Regions from separate parts of the Homo sapiens genome. Here region 1 is linked to region 2. A link is a loop called in an ENCODE intact Hi-C map of the cell type or tissue named here. Cell type or tissue: ovary. All regions are shown on one strand. Each heading gives the region's core, and the rest is flanking DNA. Links, peaks and the distances in the headings are about the cores only. Region 1 overlaps TBC1D5 (TBC1 domain family member 5). Region 2 holds the start of DAZL (deleted in azoospermia like).

What was found. Hi-C counts contacts between places; a loop is a spot of excess contacts. Peaks named below come from ENCODE experiments on the same cell type or tissue, not always from the same donor. Only the 100,000 strongest peaks of a DNase experiment are listed, where the experiment ranks them.
Region 1: it touches region 2 in a loop (5-fold over the local background); 93 of 110 quality-filtered maps call a loop at or near these places.

What each region holds. Positions count from the first base shown.
Region 1 is chr3:17,223,675-17,231,674 of GRCh38, forward strand. The region is part of intron 18 of TBC1D5 (TBC1 domain family member 5); the gene reads right to left. Among named protein-coding and RNA genes, the nearest start is that of PLCL2-AS1, 170 kb to the left of the region's middle. In ovary, for the core only: no CTCF peak of the experiment used is centred there; no DNase peak of the experiment used is centred there.
Region 2 is chr3:16,602,524-16,619,575 of GRCh38, forward strand. It overlaps DAZL (deleted in azoospermia like), which reads right to left and starts at 2,900. Exons shown (of 11, transcript NM_001351.4): 1 at 2,680-2,900. The coding sequence starts at 2,682. In ovary, for the core only: no CTCF peak of the experiment used is centred there; no DNase peak of the experiment used is centred there.

The DNA of each region.
Region 1 (8,000 bases), core at 1-8,000, 620 kb after region 2:
ACATGGCGAAACCCCATCTCTACAAAAAATATATAAATTAGCTGGGCATGGTGGTGCGTGCCTGTAGTCCCAGCTACTCGAGCAGAGTCAGGAGAATCACTTGAACCCTGTAGTCCCAGCTACTTGGGAAGAAGCAGGAGAACCCTGGAGGCAGAGGTTGCAGTGAGCTGAGATCGCACCACTGCCTTCCAGCCTGGGTAACAACAGAGCAAGACTCTGTCTCAAAAAAACAAAACAAAACAAAACAAAACAAAACAAACAAACAAAGAAAAAAAGACTATGCCAATATATATAATTAAATTTAAATTTCTGAATCCTGCAGAATGACTCCAAGGAATTATTATTTCAAAATGACAAAAAAAGTTTTGGAAATAGGCCTTTCTATCCAATTTTTAGGATACATATATTTTGTGAATGGCTTTTCCTAGGAACAGAAAATATCTGATGGTCAGGCTTCTTGTATTCAATTACTAGTGTTCCTGCTTATATTACAATGGACAAATTTCACTAAGGGCAGGAAGTGTGGTCATTACCAGTTTCACCTGCTGGGAAAAAAGCTAGCACAGTGCCTGCACATTGTGGAGCTACCATAAATGTTTGCTGATGTTCAATCTGGAATATCTGAAAATAATTATAAACACCAATGCTGATCAACAGAAATATAATGTGAGCCACACATGCAATTTCTAATATTTTAGTATTCACACTTAAAAAGTAAAGAAAGATAAAATTAATTTTAATAATCTATTATCAGCCTGACATGAAGACAAAATAAAAAATTATTGACAAATTTTACATTCATTTTTTCATACTAAGTCTTCAAAATGCAGTGCATATTTTTTACTCACAGCATACATTTCAAGAGCTCAGTGGCTACATGTGGCTAGGGGATACCATGTTAGACAGCAAGGGTATAAACTAACGAACAGTCAAATTTTTCATACATGAAGGTTATTATATTTTGTGACTATTGTAACAAAATAGGGTAATGATATGTCTGGGAGAAATCTTTAGAATACCTGCTTTAATAAGTTAGCTTATCAATTCTTTACTGTATGAGAATAATTAAACATCCAGAAAGAATTTGAAAGCATTTGTTCCCTTGAGGGGCAACAACACCCAGAGGTTTCTTTTGCAGCTATTACCCTGCTTAGTAAACTTCCTTTTTCAGTGGTAATACTAAGATCAGCTCTTATCAAAACTTATCTGTGAACTATGAAATTTCAAATTGGTGGTAGTATTAATAAGGAACCTGGCCCACATCTCACATTAAAAACATATGTTTCTCCTCAATTATAAAAATTAGCTTACTAACATATTTTTGTGCCCTCTGGGAACACAAACATTCAGACCCTTAAGAAAATGGAGTCACTAGAACATGTTCCCAAAGGGATGATGGAGAGCACAGTCTACCGTCCATGTTCCACACCTGGATATTTAACCAACAGATCAAAAATACAAAAATATACATATAAAATAACAGGCCGGACGCGGTGGCTCACGCCTGTAATCCCAGCACTTTGGGAGGCCGAGGCAGGCAGATCACTTGAGGTCAGGAGTTAGAGACCAGCCTGGCCAACATGGTGAAACCCCGTCTCTATTAAAAATACAAAAATTAGCTGGGCATGGTGGCGCATGCCTGTAATCCCAGCTATTCAGGAGGCTGAGGCACGAGAATCACTTGAACCTGGGAGGTGGAGGTTGCAGTGAGCTGGGAGTGCATCACTGCACTCCAGTCTGGGCGATAAGAGTGAGACTCGGTCTCAAAAAAAAAAAAAAAAACAAAAAACAAACACCAACCAAACAGTACAACACAAATAGTACAAATAAAAATACAGTATAACAGGCTGGGTGCAGTGTCTCCCACCTGTAATTTCAGCACTCTGGGAGGCCGAGACTGGAGGATTGCCTGAGCCCAGGAGTTTGAGACCAACCTGGGCAACATAGTGAGAACCAAACTGTGAGACAGAGTAGTGGTGCGTGCCTGTAGTCCACTCATTTCTACAATAAAAATGAAAAAGTAGCCAGGTGTGATGGCACACACCTGTGGTCCCACCTACTCAGGAAGCTGAAGAGGGACAATTACTTGAGCCCAGGAGGTAGAGGCTGCAGTGTGCCATGATTGCACCACTGTACTCCAGTCTGGGCAACAGAGTGGGACCCTGTCTCAACAACAACAACAACAAACCCAGTATAACATAGCATTTACATCGTATTTGGTATTATAGGTAATCTAGAGATGAAGTATAGAGGAAAATGTGCATAGGTTATATGAAAACCCTATACCATTTTATATAAGAGACTTGAGCATATGTGGATTTTGGTATCCGCAGGGGTCCTGGAACCAATCCCCCACAGATACTGAGGGACAACTGTATTTCCTCTGGAGATACATAGGAAAAGCCCAGGTACCTGGAGTAGTCTTGTCTCAAGACAAAAGGATGCACTCTCAGACTTCTCTGCCTTTTTCGTATCTGGTATGCACAGAATCTGATCACATTTGTATAGCACACTGGGGTAAATGGATGTGGGCTCATCCAGGCTTCCCCTGGACAGCTCCTGAGCTGAGGGGTCAGTATTCTCAGCAAGCTTGTAACCCATAAGCTACATACTGGTTCCAAAGTTCTCTACATACCTTTTTTTTTTTTTTTTGACAGAGAGGAACAGCATGAAACATTTTTGTTGCACGAAAATTTAAAGCCTATTCTTAGGGGCACATTCTAAAATACGCTGCTGTAGGGCCCTGCCCAATTCCCTCTTCAGGTCCAAGGCACTTATTTCCCCCAGCTGCTGGAAATGCTGGCTGTTGATGGCTCCCCTGAGTTCTTCTCTGGAAACTGCCCGCAACTGAAGAGAGCTTCCTTGCCCAAGGTCATGCCCCTTACCTGGGAATTAACTCCAATCCAGTGACTGGTTTGAGTTGACAAGTAAAAGCTGGCCCCCTTGCCTCAAGGTGGACAACTCTAGAGGACTACCCCAGCCCCAGAGGGTTCCAGCAGCAACTGCAAAGCGGTCGGTTTAGCTCTCTCCCTGCCAGTGTTGCTTCTTTCACTCCCCAGGTACTGATCTCAAGGATGCTGCCCAATAAATGTCTTAACCATGAATCTGTCTCACAGTTTGGTCTTCAGAATTTCTGACCCATGACATTTATTTAAAATTATTTTAGATTGTAAGACATTCTTAAATACATTAAATATAGGCTCATTCTTAAGCCATCTAGGGTGTACATGTATTAATGCATGTATGTAGTCTTTCATTCGTGACCAAACATCAGGGAATGAGCCCTATGCAGAGTGATCTTTTGAAATGCCTAAAGAAATTTCTGTTTAGCACTGGGGAGGGAAGTATGAACATAACAGAAGCTCTTAAGAAACTCCCAAAATAGCCATACAGGGAATACAGACTTGTATACACACTAACCTACAACCCTAGGTAGCAAAAGCGAACACTGAAGTACAAACAACAGCACTTTGTGTGCGCAAAAGGGGGAGTGTCCAATCTTGTCTCAGACAATTAAGAGTGTGAGCTAGATCTTAAAACTCAAGAGGAAATGGTCGTGGTGGGTCAGGGAGGGTCCTCTCTAGTGGAGAACACAGTATTTTCAAAGGCATTGTACTAGGAACATCTAGCTTAATCAGGGCCTGATTAAAACCTTTGGTGCTCCCTGCCATCAATATGTAATTGAAAATGATATCAATATCAAAGTAAAAGGAAAGATTAAGTTCAACAGAGTGCTTTCTAAAAAATTTGATGATTATTTCAATGTTTTTTTGGGGGAGGATCAATTATCAAATTTTTTCTAAAGTTGAAGGTGCCCCATTATACACCATGGAATTCTATACAACCATACAAAAGAACATCATGTTCTTTGTAGGAACATAGATGGAGCTGGGGGCCATTATCTTTAGCAAACTAACACAGGAACAGAAAACTAAATACCACATGTTCTCACTTATAAGTGAGAGCTAATGATGAGAACACGTGGACACAAAGAGGAGAACAACAGACACTGGGGCTTACTTGAATGTGGAGGGTGGGAGGAGGGAGAGAATAAAAAAAAACTATTAGGTACTAGGCTTAGTACCTGGGTGATGAAATAATCTGTTTAGCAAACCCCCATGCCACACGTTTACCTATATAACAAGCCTGCACATGTACCACTGAACCTAAAATAAAAGTTTTTTTTTTTTTTTTTAAGAAAAAAACTAAGTTGCTGGTACCCTAAACATGAGCTTAGTTTCCCTCTTGATCATCCAGTCTTGGGGAGTGGAGGATAGTGGGAAGATGAGGCCAGATCAAGGGTCTGACAGATCAAGAAGAGCTCCTTATTCTCATGTTAAGGGGTCTGGCCTTTATTTCATTGGTGGTTGATGGCAGTTACTACAGATTTTAGGCCAGAAAATTGAGTGAGGATTATAAGGGCTTGGTTGAGTGGACCATCTGTTGCGTTGGTCCAGGCAAGAGATTATGGCCTTCAACTGAGGCTGTGGTGGTAGATTTGAGAGATGTTTACAGGGTAGAATTCCCCAAGCCACTATCTGGTGGGTCAGACACAGCTAGGATTGAGTCTGAACTGGGTTGATACCTAGTTGTACGGCCTTGAACAAGTCACTGACCCTCCACTGGCCATAGTTCTCATCTACAAGTGGCTGTGTGTCCTAAATGATAATGTAAAGGGTTTAGTGTGGTGTCTAGCATATGCTCTCCGTAGACATAAACCATGTCTAGTGGAAGGCATAGAGATGGCTCCCAAATCTAGAGCACATAGTTTAAAATGCAGTACTCTGGATTGTGGATTCACAGGTTCTCTCTTGATAGGATCATTGAAACCCCTCCTGGTAGGACACTGGCTGCACTTCTCAATGATTTCCCACAGACTTCAACTAACTGGCACTAAGTATAGAACCATCATATATGCATCACATAAGACTGCCTGGCAGAGCAACTGAAATCCAGGCCATGGTCTGCTTATTAAGTCATGTGCCCTGGTGTGAGCTACATCTGCAGAGAAGTTATCTTTTTTTTTTTTTTTGTAAGTTGCACAAAGTTACTGTTCGGATGAGACACAGCTGTGTCTAGCTATCTTATGTCCTTCCTTCATTCTCTTTCCCTCTCTGAAACACTCAATAAAAGTACTGTGCCCTGTGTGCTCTATGTCATTGGAGGCAACTTGTCAAGAGCCTAAAATGACTGAATGAGCTTCATAGGCATCAGTGGAGATTCCTGACTGCAAAATGGCTGAGAGAGAAGGAAAGAGGAAGGAAAAATGCTTATTAAGCTCCTACCATGTCCCATGAATAATATTTTCATGGATTTTCTATTACCAAATTCGATAGGAAATAAGAAAAGGGGGTGGGCATTTTACTAAATAGACAGGCAGAACCCCAGTACACCTGAGGTCATCTGAGGAAGGTGGACACTGGACACCCAAAGGCAAAATGTTCAGGAGGTCTACGGGGGGACTTGCTGGGAACGTATAACCTAGATAAGCAGAAAGGGAAAAACCTGGGAACCCCTGTTCTGTGGCCACAGAAAGGGGATAACCTTGACTTTATATAGTGACCAAGACAATGAGGCATCTGGTCCCTATATAGTAACAGTTTGTTTCCTGCAGACTTGAGTGACAGATAGCAAAAAGGCTAATGTCTACTAATGAAAGACATGCATCTTGCTGTCACAAGAGTGAACAGACACAGGTTGTACTTGAAGCCCCTGGAATAGACATTCTCTAGCTTGACCACAAAAGTCAAACGCTGTTGGATTGGGTACCTGCATGCAAACATGTGTCTTTAGAATATCAGAAATAATAATTAAGAAAAGATAGATGTGTGGAATGAGCTCCTTCATTATTTGATTCTGAGATTCAGAGAGGTATTTGAGGAAAGCACATAATGGTGCTATCATCACCACTACCTGAGCAGGTAGCACCCTAGAGCCCTCACTATGCAACAGGTGCTGTGATGATGTCCAGCAACAACCCTTGAAGTAGCTGCTCTTATTCTCTCTTTACAAATAAGAGGTTAAGTAACTTCCCCAGGTCATCCAGCAAGGCAGTGATGGAGCCTGAATTCAAACCCAGGCTTGACTCCAGAGCCCGTGCTAGACAAAACTGTACCACCCTCCCCATCTCATAAGGGTTGTGCCAAGTGGGCTGATGTAAATGTGACCTAAAATTAGATTAAAGCAAAATGGAATGAGGCCTTTTGAACGTAAAGGGCAAATTCTGATCTTGTTTTCAGTCCAAAAACAACTCATTTATTCAATGTCTTTTGGAATAGATGTTCCACAAAAATGCATTTTCTAGCTAACTGATGTTTCCCAAAATTCATTTTACATATATTTCTCTGCCTTAAAATGATTATACTGAACATAATGGAACTACTTGTTGTGCTTCAGGTCTATCACATCTCAACAATAACCAGAGCAGCCAATCAATATAGTGCCATCTATGAGGACCATTTTTTGTTTTTTTTGGTATCTTCCCTCACTCTTGTGAGTGGAAGCTGTCTCTTTTTCTTGTCATTATTCTGTCCTACTCTGGTTGACTTGACATCCCTCTCCTTGTTCTACCAACTTGTTGCTTTTCATTTACACTGGGACATTTTTGTCAGTGCTTTCTTCTTGATGGTCCAGAGAGAAAGTCACCTCCAAACAAATGAGCTCTTACCACATTAATGTGACTCCCACATTATGCCTCAATTTAATATATATTTTTTTCTCCTGGAAGAAATCATAAGAAACTTAACAATGGTTACCCTTGGGGAAATGGGCTGGCAGAAAGGTGGGAGGAGAAAATGGAGATTCTCCCCTACTCCCATTTTTCATGTAGTACCTTTAATTAATTGGAATCATCTAATGTCACATATTTTAGTTTTACCTTAAGAATATCAACAGTGGTTACCTGGACAGGAAGTTTTTTTTTAACCTTTTTATATTTAAAATAATCTGATGTTATAGATATCTGTGCGTATGTATATGCATATTTACATCCATAACACAAATGTATATATACAAGTATAAATTTTAAAGATGCCTATGGAAATTATTTTAAAAAATCTAAAATTCTTTCCTAATGGTCCATTTTATGTTAATACCTAAATCTAGTCATCTCTCAGTATCCATGGGAGATTGGTTTCAGGACCGCTGTGGATACCAAAATCCAAGGATGCTATAGTCTCTTATATAAAATGGTAGTACTATTTTTAAATAACCTACGCATATCCTCCTTTATACTTTAAGTCATCTCTGAATTATTTATAATACCTAATACAATGTAAATGCTACGTAAATGGTGGTTATACCATATTGTCTAGGGAGTTATAAGAAAAATGTCTGTACATGTTCAGTAGAGACTCATTTTTTTTCTGAATATTTTTGACCTGTAGTTGGCTGAATCCAGAGATGTGAAACCCATGGATACAGGGGGCTGACTGTACTTCTGTTGTTACAAATTCCAGATTCTCTTTAAAAATAACATATGTCTTGTGTGTGTACCTGTGTTTAAAGCTTTTTGATTTGTGAATAAATTCATAAATATCTCTTGACAAAGGTTTCCGGGGGTAAGTATGCAATTTCTAAAACTAATTTTGAAGAACCTCACTGAGTTAAGTCTTTGATAAACAAAGTCTGCTGTGGCTTTTTTTTGGTGTGTGATTGCAACCTACACTGCAAGATATAAAATGAAATTTTTGAATAATTCTCTAAAAATTACTTATTGATCTAAATTATGGAATCTCACCTTATATTCAGGTTTTTTCTTAAAAATAAAAGCCCATATAACTGCTGTGTTAAAAGTCAAAGATACAGACATAAAATTTCATTAAAAAAAGACTATCTATAATCAAGGAATCATCAAAAGTATTGATACTTACTTTATTTCTTGAAATTTACTTCATTGCTTTGAAAAAAGACACTTGGGAAAATCTAAGTAGTTTAATTCCTTGACACTGATTATATTAAGCATAGATAGAATTTTTTTTTCTGCTACCACTATTTTGGTT
Region 2 (17,052 bases), core at 1,859-9,858:
GAAAAAAGTATTTCTCAACGCATTTTACAAAGCTAACAGCATATAAGTAACAAAGCCTCATCAAGATGAGCCATCCCTGCCCTCAACACAAATGCAAAATTCCAGCAGTATATAAAGAATATAGTTTATATTGGAAATGCAAGAATACTTCACAGGATATTGTTACTTTAACTCACCACTGAAAAAGCATTTGACAAAATACAGCATTCATTTTTAAATTATCTAAATATCCAAGTAAAACAGAAATAGAGACATCTTATTTTCTATCAATCTAATTCTACCCTATCATTAAGCTTAAAGTGAAATACTAGAGTCATCTCCATTGAAATTAGGAATAAGGTAAGGGCACCTCCTTATTACTACTATGTATTTTTTTCCACTATGTATGACAAAGGTGAACATTAATACAGTCTTTATGAATCAATACAAATAAAAATAAAAAGGAAGTTTAAAAAGCTAATGATCGATCAACTTCATTGATGATTTTTAAAAGTGCACATCAACATAGTAAAATATTTTCCAGCTATTAGGTTGACAATTCAAAAAATCCTAATACCTTTCATTGGAAAGGGTGTGGAAAAGAGATCACTCTACACACCATCAGTGGGAAAATACTGATACATTCTTTACACCAAGAGTAGCTTGGAAAAGATGTATCATAATTTGATAGGCGAGGATACTCATCACTATACTAATGAGGGGTGTAACTTAAAATTGTTACCAAAGGGGTAAAGCGCTTTCACCCAGCAATTCCACTTACAGCAATTCATCTCAAGGAATTAATAATACAAGCATGCCAAGATATTTACACAAGGATATTCATAGCATTTTTTTTTTTTTGAGACTGAGCCTCCCCTCTTTGTTGCCTAGGCTGGAGTGCAGTGGCATGATCTCAGCTCACTGCAACCTGCCTCACAGGTTCAAGTGATTCTCCTGCCTCAGCCTCCCGAGTAGCTGGGATTACAAGTGCGCACCACCACGCCTGGCAAATTTTTCTGTTTTTAGTAGCGATGGGGTTTCGCCGTATTAGCCAGGCTGGTCTCGAACTCCTGACCTCAAGTGATCCACCCGCCTCAGCCTCCTAAAGAGATTGATTACAGGCGTGAGCCACCGCGCCCAGCCCATGATAGTATTGTTTTAATATTGAAAAAGTATTCATCATAAGCGAATTCGGTAAAATAATGGTATAATTTTTAACATATACTGAAAATTAAAATTATCTTCAGAACAATGCCCACATCAATTGAAAGATGCAAGTTGTAAAATAGTATTATGCAGCACGGTGTAACTCTTGTAAAAGTTGGCCCATCTATATGCAATACATGCATAAAAATAATCTAGAAGGTCATACATGTACCAAAATTTAACGGTTATAAGTGTTGGGATTAAGATGGATTGCTATTTTCTTACAGCGATTGTTTTCAAATGAGTAAATATGATACTTTTATAATCAGAAAAATAATCCAATGAAACAATTCGGATTTAACTCTAAAAATGAAAAGTGTTATAATAAATAATTACTTACAACTCAAGGTGATTACTTTTTATTAGCATGGATAACTATATGTTGCACAATTACACATAATAGGTGTTTATTTTTATTTTAATGTTTATACATGGTAATATAAACTGTGTATAAATTTCCTCCCTGAAGAGACTGAGAATTATCAATGCAGACACACACACAGCATGTAATACGCGCGTTCGTGACTCAGTGGTTGGTCTGCGTGTTCAGAGCTGCATCTTGTGGTGGCGCTGAAGCAACGCTAGGCATTTACCAAACTCACAAAAACGCACACCCAACGCTATCTACCAAATGGACATTTTGTCAAAGGATCCTGGTTTATCGAGAGGGAAAAAACCGTACCCAGAATTTAAAAATTCTAAAATTCTTAATGGTAACTGCTGAAACCAACCTCGTGCGGCAAAGATGGCGTCAGGCGAGCTTTTCTGTCGCCGCCACACGAGGGAGCCGCCATCAGCAAGTCCCCCGCAGCTGACAGGCGCGAGGGGACCAGAGGCACTTCCGGCCCAGCCCCCTCAGCTACAGGGCCATGCCTTCAGGACGCCCCACACCCCACGCTGAGGCCCCCACGAACCCCGCCCACCCCACCAAGTACAGGGACCAGGAGGGAACCACTTCCTAAGGAAGCTCCGGCCCTCGAAGTTTAAGAAGGCAAGTCCCTCAGCAGGCCCGCCGCCATCTTGCGGAGCCACGGGGAGAGCGCGCCAGAAATGAGGCTGGCGGGGCGGAGGCGCGTGGGAGTGGGGGAGGGGCGGAGGCGCGTGAGTGGGGGAGCGCGTGGGAGTGGGGGCGGGGTGGGGCAGTCGGGGGTGGGGAACCCGCACCCCAAACCTCTGCCAGTAGAGAACCCGAACCGGGAAATGGGTGCCTCAAGAAGGCCGTGGCCCTTGCACGTGGCCGGCGAGGCAGCGCGTCCTCGGGGCCCACCCCCACCTTGCCGCCCTTGGCGTCCCGCGCCTGCCTCTCTGTGTAGGCCGCGCCACTGCCAGGCCGCCTCTCCCAACTCTGTGGGCCATGGCTGTGGTGCGTCCAGGCAGGTGCCCCCCAAACAGGAAAGCCGAGGATGACTTCACTTTCCGACCCTGCAGAGCCGAGTTTCACCCACGAGTGAAGACTCCGCCAGCCTTGCCCCTCGGGCCTCTCCCTCAACTCACCATGATGGCGGCAGGCAGCAGTTCCCGACCGGCTCCAGGAGGAGCAGAGGCTGTGCTTGGCGCACCACTTCTGGGGCTGCTGTGAGGTCCGCTGGAACCCGCTGCGCGGCTTCGAGTGGTCAAAGGAGCCAAAGATGAAGAGAAAAGGAAAACCAAGAGCGGGTGACAAGGCTGAGGAGCCCCGAAAGGCGGACCGTCAGGCTGAGGAGCGCAGGCGGACTGAGGCGTGGTCCGCGGGGCTCAGGGAGGTGGCTCCTGCGCCGGGTATCGGGGCGCGTGGTATCGGCCTCAGCCAATGGGTGGCAGCGCCCCGCCCCCTGCGTGGGGGGGCTGCGGGGGACGACGGCGCCCACGCGGCGGGGGCGTAGGGTACGCAGCGCGTGTGCGCAGGTCCGGTGCCTCAGTCCCAGGAAGGCGCCGCGCTCACATAGACCCACAGACACACACATCACCCCCAAAACACCCCTAAAATAAGTATGCATACTGAAATGTATGGTATAGTTTACAAAAATGATAATCTAATGTGTCTAGGCTGCAGTTTCCAAATGGCTTCTCTAAGGCACAGGGTTAGCGCCATCACTTTTAGCTTCACACTCACCCCAAAATCTTTTTTAAATGCCTACAGAAATAAATCGAAGCAAGTCTGTGGAAAACAGAAGGAGACATCAACAGGCCAGAAACTTGCACTCCTTTCTGTCAAGTTTGAGATAGAAGGGGTTGGATGGGAGGAAATGCCAGTTTGACATTCAGGATGTTTGTTCTTTCAAGAAATAGTTACTGAGTGCCTGTGATTACCAGGTACAGCAGATGCAGGAGTGAACAGAATAACAGAACATGTGTTTGCTCAGGGATCTTACATTTTAATGGGAGAATTCACCTTCCAGGCCTTACAGGAAGGCGCTAGGCCTGCCTAGAGAATTCTAGAACATTCTTAAGGTCAGAATACGGGCGTAGAGCAGGAGCAAGCTGTGGGCCAGTTGGTGGAGCCCATCACGTAACTTCGGGAACCACTGCAGCACCTTAGCTATACACACAGGGCTAAGTAGCTATGACCTTTATCCACAAACTTCACTTCTGTACTGACGGAAAGCATTAAAATGTTACTTTTTGAGCTGGCAAAACGGTGGACTTCTATAACGTGAGCAGTATCTCATTACTAACACCTAGTAATGCGGGATTAAAATAAAACGTTTTATTTTCAATATGCAGCTAAACCCATAAGAAAAGAAGGGAAATTCCAAGTACCAAAAATAAACTGAAAACCAGAGCAATGACTTATTCAACTGATTCTTCTCCTGCCCGGGATATGGGGGCTGGGCTGTAGGGCAGCCAGTCATACTAGTTTGCCCAGGACTTACATGATTTTAGCACTGAGAAATTCCTACGTCCCTAAGGAAACCAGAAGGATTGGTCATCCTAGGTGTGGGCAAAGTGTTGTTACTCTCTGTAACTTGAGATCTGGATGTTTAGTGGTAGGAGGTAAGGGCTCAGGGTGGGAGCTGGAACTGAGTACTCTGCAAAACGCCATTGTCCCTAAAATCCTTAGGAAAAGGATGGAGTAGGGAAAATGTGAAACACCCATGGCGAGCAGATGAGGAGGCTTGTCCCATCTCTGGATGAAGAAAATATGTATTTAACTCTGATTAAATTTCAAAACCCTAGACCTGCATTTCATCAACGTTTGGAGTTTAAATCTATAATATATTATTGGAATCCCCAAGCCAAGAAATGGATCCTCCTACACCATCACCCTCTCTCCTGCCTTAAGAGATCCTAGACATGGGGCATCTAGAATGCCTGGCAGAAGCAAACATAAAACCGACTTGAATGAATGCTTCTGCAACCTAGGCTGAAAGTGATTCTCATAAGAAAATGACCCTTTAATGAAAAGCTCACAATAAAAAATTATACAATACTACTTACCTTGAATAAGAATGGCATACGAAAAAGAAAGTTAAAATGTCAAAAACTAACAGAAGCAGCTTCTTTTGCATTGTGTATACGTGGTTTTTTTTTCTTTTTCTCAGTTTTTTTCCTCAACTTATTTGGAGTAATGCTCACGCTCTGGCTCTCTCTCTCTCTCTCTCTATGTGTGTGTATATGTATTATATTAATTATTAATTATTAATTATATTATATTAATTATTAATTATATTATATTAATTATATTATATTAATTATATATATATATATATTTTGAGACAGAGTCTCGCTCTGTTGCCCAGGCTGGAGTGCAGTGGCGCAATCTCGGCTCACTGCAAGCCCCGCCTCCTGGGTTCATGCCATTCTCCTGCCTCAGTCTCCCGAGTAGCTGGGACTATAGGCGCCTGCCACCAAGCCCGGCTAATTTTGTTTTTGTATTTTTAGTAGAGATGGGGTTTCACCGTGTTAGCTAGGATGGTCTCAATCTCCTGACCTCGTGATCCGCCCGCCTCAGCCACCCAAAGTGCCGGGATTACAGGCGTGAGCCAATGCACTCCGTATTTTTAAGTGATTTGTATTACTATTTTAAAATGTAAACTTAAAATATAAAGCTAATAAATAGCTTTACTTTCTTCTTGAATAATGCAAAGGCCTTTAGGATGTCTTAGCTCTACACACCCTCCCCTCTCTCAGTTTATAAGTTATTCACTATTTTAGTTCTATCCTGGTTTCATCATATAAATTAGACGTCGTTTTTTAGACACACCCACATATGTAACAACATTTTGCTTACCATTTCTTTGCATATCTCAGATCTTCCTTCTGAATCATTTTCCTTGTGCCTGTAGCAAATTCTTTAGAATTTCCTTGAATGAGAGTGTGATGTGGTAAACCCTTGCGTTTTTTTCCACCTGAAATATTTTGATTTTTCCCTGCTGTTTCATGATAATTCTACTGAATATATAATTTTAGGTTTACAAGTATTTTTTCCCCCCTCAGAATATTGAGCATATTACTCTGTTATCTTCTATTTTCTATTGCTACTGAGAAATCTGCTGTCAGTCTTTTTGATGTTTAAGACCAATTTTTCTTTGGTGTTCTGAATTTTCACAATGATGTAAGTAGATGTGGAGTTTTAAAAAATTTCTCCTGCTTAGGAGTTTTAAGACTTTCTGGATTTGTGTATTAGCTCTTAATAATTCTGAACAGTTTCACCCGTTTTCTTGTTAAAGATTAGCTGGTTAAGGGATTAAACATTATTTGTATTTTATATTTCATAAGTTATTCTTATAATTTACTTTTCTTTAGATCATGAATTTTTCAAAGGTTGGTGCTGTTTTCTTGAAATCGCTTAATAGAAAGAATTTTATCTAAGATCAAAACTGACTGTATCCATTTCAATGTGTTAAGATTAGTGGCATAATTCGTATCAGTTCAGAAATAAATCTCTATATTGCTTCCTATATGGGGGGAGAAGAAAAAAACGCTGGTGTCTTTGAACACCTCTGCCAGTTCTTCTGTGCTCCTAAAGCCTACGGCTTTGGAAAGAAGGCTATGTTTGTATAGGCACTTGAACTTCACTTCTGCAAATCATTTTCAAGATTTTTGTTATATCTGTCCTGAGTCTCTATTATTATTTACCTGTTTTAAAAATTAACTTCTTGTCCTAAACAACAATATTTGCAAGATCAGACTTACTGTTTTAGCTACATTTTTTTAACAATGACATTAAAATAAATACAGAATGATTAGAATTTAAAACAATGTTTGTTTATGCATCACTTCATACCACATACTCCCAGGGCAGCGAGTAACATAGTTTTGGGAAACACTGGATTAGCAGAACTCTATAGAGCTTTAGATATGCAAACTTAGGCCCAAGGGACTAAAGAGTAGAGTTTCAAATTGTTCTGCCTAATAAATGAGAGTAATCATATTACAAGGGGAGAAACCAAGCAAGACAGGGAAATTGGAGGTCCTAGAAGCTGGAGAAAAGAAGTAACCTTGCAGGTCAGCATGTTAGCTCATGCTTGTAATCCCCACACTTTGGGAGGCTGAGGCCGATGGATCACTTGAGTTCAGGAGTTTGAGACCAGTCTGGGCAATGTGGTGAAACCCCGTCTCTACCAAAAATACAAAAAATTAGCTGGGTGTGGCAGTGTGCACCTGTGGTCCCTGCTTCTCAGGAGGCTGAGGTGGGAGGATCATTTGAGCGTGGGAGGTGGAGGTTGTAGTGAGCCAAGATCACCCCACTGCATTCCAGCCTGGGTGACACAGTGAGACTCTGTCTCAAAAAAATAAAAAATAACCTTGCAAAGTGACAAAAAGTTGGAGCCTGCAGTGAAAGGTATCTGAGTACATTAGAATCATGTGGGGAACTTTAAAAAATTTATATGCCCATGCCTCGCCCCAAACCAATTAAATCAGCTGAGGGCAAGGCTCATAAGTCAGTGTGTGTGTGTGTGTGTGTGTATATATATATATATATATATATATATAAATGTTTCTCTAGTTACTCCAGTATGCAGCCATATTTGAAAATCGGTGCTATAGAGCCTTGCTACTCAAAGTGTGATCCTCAGATCAGCAGCTTCACATCACGTGAGTGCTGTAGAATCTCAGGCCCCACCCTAAACCTACTGAATCAGAATCTGCATTTTAACAAGATCTCCAAATGGCTCATGTGCACACTGAAGGTGAAGAAACATTGCCATAGAGAGCACTTGTCATAAACAACTTACCTCCCTGGATTTGAGAATCCTTCACCTTACAAATTAAGAGTCTACTTTCTCAGCCTTTCTTGCAGCTAACAGCTTGGGCAGGTGACCTACACAACATCAATGAGATGCAGCCATCCTAAATTTTGAATAGGGGACTAATGATGCCATAATGAAGGGACTGCAGAGAATACTTTCTGGAGAAGAGTATCAACAGCAGCAGCAGCCATGGTATAGGTTAGAGCTGCAATGACTGCTACTGTCAGTTGTGCAAACCATGGTGTACTCAGTGCCAGCTGAGGTTTCTTCACTGGACAAGTTCTGCAGCATGATTTCGTGTGTCATTCCTGGAGACAACCTGACCCTTTGGTTCATTTTGAGATTCTGTGAGCTAGTTACCCAATAAATTTTAATAAGTTCTTTTCCTGCTTAAACCAGCCAAAACTTCTGTGACTATTGCTTACAACAAAGCTTCTGGACTACATTAGGTGATGAGTGAGGTCAGCCAAACTGCTTTTAAAAAGAAGGTTAACAGCTAAAAGATTTATGACTCTTTGCTGTGATTATGTAGCAATGTCCTGCTATTGTGTCCAACCTTTAGTAAGCTTCCAGTACACACACAAATGCCTTATGTCAGTGGTGTTTTGCGAGGAGTCTCAAGGACACTCTCCATTGCAACATGGGACAGGGATAGCATGCTGATCTACAGCAAGATGACCCACAGATGAAATAATTCAGCAGGAACAGTAGCTTACAGCCAAAAGTGACCTGGAAAAGCAAAAATCATAAGCTCAGTATTCCCAGCAAGATAGAAAGAAATATGTGCTATTTCCATTGCATGTAAGCAGATGTTTAAACCAATTCCATTTAAATCTCAAGGTATGGTGCCTTGTCTTTTATTGGGCCTGCATTCATGTGGTCCAGCATAGCAACACACATCTCATGTACACTTGTGAATACTTGCAGAGACATCTATCAACTGAGCAATGTTGCTTAAGCCCTGCTTATTCACCTTTAACCCTGGTACCTGCAATAATAGTTTATTCACTCAAAACTTAAATCTCCTAAGCAGGTCGTCTGAATTTTGGGGTTGGTCTGAAGCAAACTGACATAATCTTCACGATGGCCTCATGATACTTGCCTAAATATTTAACTGAAAAATGATTGACTTGTTAAAAGTAATAATATTGACACTAGGCACTGATACTAATACGGTACATACTATGTACCAGGCATTATTCTAATTATCTTACTTCTACTAGTAGTTCATCTAATCCTCCTAACAATAGTAGGTGCTATTATTATCCCAATTTTACAGAGAAGGAAGCAGAGGTGCACAGAGGTTGTATAACTTGCCTGAGATGATAGTTGGTAAGTATCAGAGCTGAATTTAAACCCAGTCAGACTTTAAAGTCTGAGTTCTCAACCATTATGCTATATTAGCAAACTACATGGAGGAAGAAAGGGCTAATATAATGGGACAAAGTTATGTATTAAATCTCTTGTTCCCATGAGAGTAGCTAAACAAAGAAGCAAAACCCCAAATAACACTATGGTCTGAATGTTTGCCCTCCTCACCTATTCATATGTTGAAACCCTAGTCCCTGAGGTGATGGTATTAGGAAGTGGAGCCTTTGGGAGATGATTAGGTCATGAGGGCAGAGCTTTCATGAATGGGATTGATGCCCTTATAAAAGAGGACTGAGGGAGCTTAGTCACTCCTTCTACCATGTAAGAATACAGCAAGAAGTTGGCAGCCTGCACCCCAGAAAAGGGTCCTCACCAGAACCTCACCATGCTGACACCCTGATCTTGGACTTGCCGGTCTCCAGAACTGTGAGATACAAATTTCTGTTGTTTATAAGCCACCCAGTTTAAGATATTTTTATTGTAAGACCCTGAACAGATTAAGAAAGGTGGTACCGGGAGACGGGTGCTGCTATAATAAATGCCTAAAACTATGGAATCAGCTTTGGAACTGGGTAATGGGTAGAGGCTGGAAGAGTTTTGACATGTATCATAGAAAAATCCTACATTGCTATGAACAGACCAGGCCATAAAGGGCTGGTTTTGATGGGGGCTTGGAAGGAGAAAAGGAGAGCTGTAGAGAAAGCTTGACTCTTCTTAGAGAGTGCCTAAGTAGTTGTGAACAGACTTGGTAGAAATATGGACAGTAAAAGCCATTGTGATGTGAGGGACATGTTATTGGAAACTAGAGGAAAGGCAATCCTTGTTATAAAGTAGCAACGAACTTGGATGAATCATGTTCGTGTACTAGTGTTTTGTGGAATATTGCTTTTATTATAGCAGCCTGAACAGATAAGACACCAACCTACACTAATGAATTGCTCCAAAACAATTGGCCCTTGAGGAGCCTATCTGCTTAACAAAAATAAAATTTCCACATTTCCTTCTGAATTTTGCTTGTTAACAAATCTTTCAGTACTTTTTTCAAATGTTGGAATCAATCTTATCTCTACACCACTGACTCCCTACTCACACACATACTTCTCCCAGTTGCTTTGAAACTGCTTTTTCTGCATCAAGAGGCATCACTGCTGAGCGAACCCTTGCAAATCAGAGAGGTAGAAGCTGTTGAACACTTGTGGAAGAAGCAGAGAGAAAAAGCTGGTAGAACTCACTCTTTTTCCTTTCCTCATCCCTAATCACTCTCACCTCCATTTCCATAGTTTTATTCTTTCTATGTTAATTTTTTGTTTCCTATCCTTTTTTGACAATATGGTAATACATAATATGTGTCCCTTTCTTTAAAAAATTAAAAACATTAAGGTAGGCTTAAGTTACCTTTTGACCACCAGCTCTACATCCCAGATCCATCCCCAGAGATTGGTAGTTTGGTGTAAATCCTTTCAGATGTTTTTCTAGGTGTTTTCTTTTAACACTTACATAGAACATTTGCTATTTGAACTTATAGAACATATTGATACATAAAATATGTGGTATTTTTATTATACTTGTAATAGAGAAATTATATTCATATAAAAATGTTATATATAACTTATAGAAAATATATGCTTACACTATATATTTATACTTAAAGGGTATATAGAGGGAATATATATTATTTTGGGGTATATGTTCTTGAACAAAAATGCTGTTAAAATGTATGTAACTTGATTTTTTTTCTCCAACAATATGACTCAGAAATATCTACATTACTAGGTAGATATATTTTTTTTCTTTTTTAGAAATGGAGTCTTGCTATGTTGCCCAGGCTGGCCTGGAACCTCTGGGTTCAAGTGATCCTCCCACCTCAGCCTCTGAGTAGCTGGGACTAATGGGGTGTACCATCACACCCAGTTACTCAGAAATTTCTAATGTCAGCATATAGATCTACCTAATTCCTTTTAACTTTGGCATAATTTTACATAATATGGATACGCCACAGTTATTAGCCATTCCCTGGTCAATTGATGTTTAGGTCTTTTGTACTTTGTCATGGTTATAAATAATATACAATGAAACTGTCTCATTGGAGACACATGAGTATTTTTTTTTCTGGGGTGAACACCAAGAAGTATATCTGCCAGTTCATAGATATGCACATTTCAAATTTTAATAGATATCACAAAATTGCCCTTTAAAGTGTTGTGCCAATGTATACCCATTTACACTCCACCATCAGTGAGTTAGTCTTCATTTATCTATTCACTTTCCAATATTGATATCACCACTCTTTAATTTGCCTACCTGATGGTCAAGAAATGGCATCTCGTTTTCATTTTACTTTGCATTTCCCTGATTGCTCATGGAGTTAAATTTTTTTCTACTGTTTGTTGACTGTTCAGGTTCCTCATCATTGAATGACCTGTTTATAGTCTCTGGCCAATTTCCCTTTGAGTTGCTTGTCTTTTTCATATTGTTTTGTGGGAATCTGGCTTCCCTCTTTTTTTTTTTTTTTTGAGACGGAGTCTGGCTTTGTCGCCCAGGCTGGTGTGCAGTGGCGTGATCTCAGCTCACTGTAACCTCTGCCTCCTGGATTCAAGTGATTCTCCTGCCTCAGCCTCCCGAGTAGCTGGGACTACAGGTGCATGTCACCATGTGCAGCTAATTTTTGTAATTTTAGTAGGAGAGACGGGTTTTCACCATATTGGTTAGGCTGGTCTCGAACCCCTGACCTCAGGGGATCCACCCACTTTGGCCTCCCAAAATGCCGGGATTACAGGTGTTAACCACCACGGCCGGCCAGCTTCCCTCTTTATTTTCCTCCTCAGTCCCTCAGGAAAAGGTGCAGTGGTATTGGTGCCTCTTTGAAGTGTTCCAGTCCAGTGTAATGAACGAGAGTTACATCAATTTCCAAGAATTTCTTTCCCTAAACTGGAGTGATTTAAGCCATGAATCAGAGAGGGAGGGAAATTTCTGGTGTAAACATCAACCACTGAACCTTTCAATGTCTTTGAACCCATCAACTTCACTGGACCTCTTCCTAAAAAATCAGATGAGAGCTGTTACTCAAGTCAGTTAGCTCTGTACTTTCAAACATTTTTTTAAGGAGCTCAAGGAATTGCCAAAGAAAAGGAGAACTGTTTGGTGTGATTTCTAAAAAACTTTCCTAAATATTGCATTTTTTAGGCAATGTGACAATCTCAAAGCACTTTGCTGAGGGCAACATTTTGTTGTGGTCTAACAACTGTTAAATTTCTCTTCTTGCCCTGATTCCCTTAATTTAGATTGAGAATATCTGTAGAGAAAAGAAGTGAGACATCACGTGAGTAAATACAACATTGAAAAGCCCAGCATTTACAGATTAGCAGGAAAGGTTCTGACAACAACTTGATTAATGCGAAACTAAACTAAATTAATCTCTGATCACCATAAAAAGGAGAAGCTGAAATGTTTGTTTTTTCCCATGAAGGATTTTTTTCCTGTGTTTTATGTGGAATTGACTAAAAAAAAGTCCACAATTTCAAAACTTTTTTGGCAAAAACTTTGTGTACCTGCAGCTAGCATTTCAGCCAGCATGAGCAAGTACGAGGAAGTGAAAGGACTAAAGAAGAGAATACAGTCAAAGGAAAATCATGGAATAAAGAAAGACCAGACACAGAGATAATATACATACTTTTTTTAAAAAAAAGGAAGGAAGTTGAGGGAAACTTTTTTTGTTATTTCCCATATCTAGTCAGTCAACAAGTTTTATTTTGTTTTGTTTTAAAGAGATGGGTCTTGTTCTGTCACCTGGGCTGGAGTACAGTGATGTTGTCATAGCTCACTATAGTCTCAAATTCCTGGGCTCAAGGGATCCTCCCACCTCAGCCTCCCAAGTAGATAGGACCTATGGGTGCATGCCACCATGTCCAGTTAATTTTGTTTTTGTATTTTTTGTAGAGATGGGGTCTAATATGGTTAGGCTTTGTGTCCTCACCCAAATCTCATCTTGAGTTGTAATCCCCATAACCCTGCATGTCAAGGGAGAGACCAGGTGGAGGTAATTGAATCACAGGGGACAGTTTCCCCCATGACATTCTCATGGTAGTGACTTCTCATAAGATCTGATGGTTTTATAAGGGATTATTCCACCTTCACTTGGCACTTTTTCCTGCTGCCTTGTGAAGAAGGTGCCTTGCCTCCCCTTCACCTGCCACCATGATTGTAAGTTTCCTGAGGCCTCTCCAGCCATGCTAAACTGTGAGTCAATTAGACCTCTTTGCTTTATAAATTACCCAGTCTTAGGCAGTTCTTTATAGTAGTATGAAAATGGACTAATACAGTAAGTTGGTACTGCAGAGGGTGGGGTTCTGCTATAAAGATACCCAAAAATGTGGAAGCAACTTTGGAACTGGGTAACAGGCAGAGGTTAGAACAGTTTGGAGGGCTCAGAGAAGACAGGGAAATGTGGGAAAGTTTGGAACTTCCTAGAGACTTGTTGAATGCCTTTGACCAAAATGCCGATAGTGATATGGACAATGAAGTCCAGGCTGAAGTGGTCTCAGATGGAGATGAGGAACTTGTTGGGAACCAGAATAAAGGTGACTATTGCTATACTTTAGCGAAGAGACTGGCAGCATTCATTTTTCCCCTGTCCTAGAGATCTGTGGAACTTTGATCTCGAAGGAGATGATATAGGGTATCTAGTGGCAGAAATTTCTCAGCAGCAATGTGTTCAAGAATTGACTTGGATGCTCCTAAAAGCATTCAGTTTTATGCATTCATAAAGAGATGGTTTGGAATTGGAACTTATGTTTAAAAGGGAAGTGGAGTGTAAAAGTTTGGAAAATGTGTAACCTCATGATGCGATAGAAAAGAAAAACCCATTTTCTGAAGAGAAATTTAAGCCAGCTGCAGAAATTTGCATAAGTAACAAGAAGCCAAATGTTAATTGCCAAGACAGTGGAGAAGATGTTTCCAGGGCATGTCAGAGAACTTCATAGCAGCACCTCCCATTACAGGCCTGGAGCCCTAGGAGGAAAAAATGTTTTTGTGGGCTGGGCCCAGGGCCTAGCTGCTTTGGGCAGTCTTGGGACTTGGTGCCCTGCGTTCCAGCCATGGCTAAAAGGGGATAACATAGAGTTCAGGCTATTGCTTCAGAGGGTGCCAGCCACAAGCAACACGTGGTATTGAGCCTGTGGGTACACAGAAGTCGAGAACTGAGGTTTGGGAACCTCTGCCTAGATTTCAGAGGATGTATGGAAATGCCTGGATGCCCAGGAGGAAGTTTGCTGCAGGGGTGGAGCTCTCGTGGAGAACCTCTGCCAGGGCAGTGCAGAAGAGAAATGTGGGGTTGAAGCCCCTACATAGTCCCCACTGGAGCACTGCCTAGTAGAGGTGTGAGAAGAGAGCCACTGTCCTCCAGACCCCAGAATGGTAGATCCACCGACAGCTTGCACTGTGTTCCTGGAAAAGACACTCAATGCCAGCCTGTGTAAGCAGCCAGGAGAGGGGTTGTACCCTGCAAAGTCATAGGGGCAGAGCTGCCCAAGGCCATGGGAACCCATCTCTTGCATCAGCATGATCTAGATATGAGACATGGAATCAAAGGAGATCACTTCAGAGCTTAAGATTTGACTGCCCTGCAGACTTCAGACTTGCATGGGGTCTGCTGCATCTTCATTTTGGCCAATTTCTCCCATTTGGAATTGATGTATTTACTCAATGCTTGTACCCCCATTGTATCTAGGAAGTAACTAACTTGCTTTTGATTTTACAGGCTCATAGGCGAGACTTGCCTTGTCTCAGATGCAACTTTGAACTTGGACTTTTGGGTTAAATGCTGGAATGAATTAAGACTTTGGGGGACTGTTGGGAAGGCATGATTAGTTTTGAAATGTGAAAAGGACATGAGATTTGGAAGGAGCCAGGGACGGAATGATATGGTTAGGCTTTGTGTCTCCATCCAAATCTCATCTTGAATTGTAATCCCCATAATCCCCATGTGTCAAGGGAGAGACCAGGTGGAGGTGATTGAAACATGGGGGGCAGTTTCCCCATGCTGTTCTCATAATAGTCAGTGGGTTCTCATGAGATCTGATGGTTTTATAAGGGACTCTTCCCCTTTCACTTGGCACTTCTCCTTTCTGCTACCTTGTGAAGAAGGTGCCTTGCTTCCCCTTTGCCTTCTGCCATAATTGTAAGTTTCCTGAGGCCTCTCCAGCCATGCTGATCCATGAGTCAATTAAACGTCTTTCCTTTATAAATTACCCAGTCTTGGCCGGTTCTTTATAGCAGTATGAAAATGGACTAATATGGGATCTTACTGTGTTGCTCAGGTTGGTCTTGAACTCCTGGTCTCAAGCAGTCCTCAACCTTTGCATCCCAAAGTGTTAGGATTACAGGCATAAGCCATCATGCCAGGCCAACAAGTTCTTTAAATGGATTCTCTAACAAATCTTCCTTTCCATTTCACCACTTTCTTTTAGACAATAACACATATCCTTGGTTAAAAGAAAACCAGGTCATGTTCTTTTTATTTTGGAATATTCCAATACCTGTATTACCGGTATTCATGCCACCTTAAAACTCTATCAAACACTACTGTCAATATATTGCTTTTCTGCTCTGCTCAGAAACCTTCCAGGGTTCCCTAGTACCAATTTTATTATATTGAATATAAGCTTTAAGTTTAAGCTGGCTCTTACAACCCTTCAATATATGACCCCATCCTATCTAGCCCTCATCAGTCTAACCAGCATTGCCTTCTCATACAGCCTTCTGTGTTCTTTCCATTTAAAATGTCCTTCCTGCTTTGCTTTTATTCTCTGAATTCTACCTCTTATTGAAAGTCCAGTCAAGTTTTCCCTTCTTTGTGAAATTTTCTGTCTTGTCCAGTTTATCTTCCCCTCTGGTAGCCATTTCAGTATCCACAGTATGTAATGTGCCATTTTGGATGGCAATACGTATGAAAGTGGGAAAAGTGTTTGGATTTGCGTTGGGTTAGCATTGTCCCTAGCACTGCACTTAATGACACTGGGCAATGTACTCACCCTCTCTGAAGCTCCATTTTCTCATCTGTAAAGTGGGGACAATATTGATTTCACCTTAGAGGTAAGGATACCTTTACTTCTTAGGTAAAAGATAGGATAGCTGGAAAGATAGGTATATGGTACTTAACATCATGCCTGCCACAGGAAGAACTACACCAGAAGTGTCAACAATTTCCTTCTTGTCTTCATATCTCCTTCTGAAAGAATCTATGCCTGCTAGAGCCCCAGAAGAGATACCTACCAGTTTAGATGCTTTTTGGATCTAAGTAACAGAATGCCTAACTAAAAGTAATCAAATAATACTGACTAAAAAAAAAACTAAATTAACATGATACTTCATGTTAATTTAGTGCTGGTGTCGAGGCTCAATGATACATGGCTCTGAATTGCCATCTCTGGGAATCAGTTAGTACCACAAAGCATGACTTACATTCATGCAGCAGAGTCAAGAGTATGGAAGGAAGGAACTCTTTTCCTACAACTTACTATTTTGGAAGAAAACCTTCCCTTGGCTTTCTTTTATGTCTCATTGGCCAGAAATATGTGATGTGTCCAAGCTTGGAGGGATTCTGAGTAAGTACATATCTGGCAGAAGGAAATTGCACTTATCATAATTGACTTGGACCAGCTATGATTCATCTCCTGGGATTGGGTACATTCCTGCCAGAAGTGGTGTTCTATTATCAAAGGAGAAGAGGGAATGGCTATAACATAGGCACCAATCCTGTTACTCTTTGGGTAACTCAGGATGCCACATGACCTCTTTCTACTGACCACAACTGATTAGATGGGAATAAACATTAACCCAAGCTGAATCAATCAGATTCTCTTTCATTAGGATTTTAATTAAGAGCCCAAGAATCAATAGTTCCTGATTTTGGTGCGTTGGTGGTATAACCAAACTTTAAAACTTTACATTCTATGATACATTCCAATAAAGGCTCCATTTAGTAGGGTTTTGTTTCTCGAAATTAGATTAACCCTGATTAAATCACAGACTCACGTATATGGTCTCTGTTAATGATCACTAAAATAACAGCTGGTATAATATTTACTATCCTATTTTGTTTTTTAATTGTTTCATTCATGTTTGTCTCATCTTGCGCACAACCTATAAATTGTTTAAGGCATAAATCAATCATATGTTATTTCTCATAGTTCTTAAAACAGTATTAACAACAAGGTATATTGAGATCCCTTACTATTTGTTGATTGATTGATTGCCACCCCCCTTTTTTTTGGGAAAGGATTTCACTCTGTTGCCCAGGCTGGAGTGCAGTCGCGTGATCTCAGCT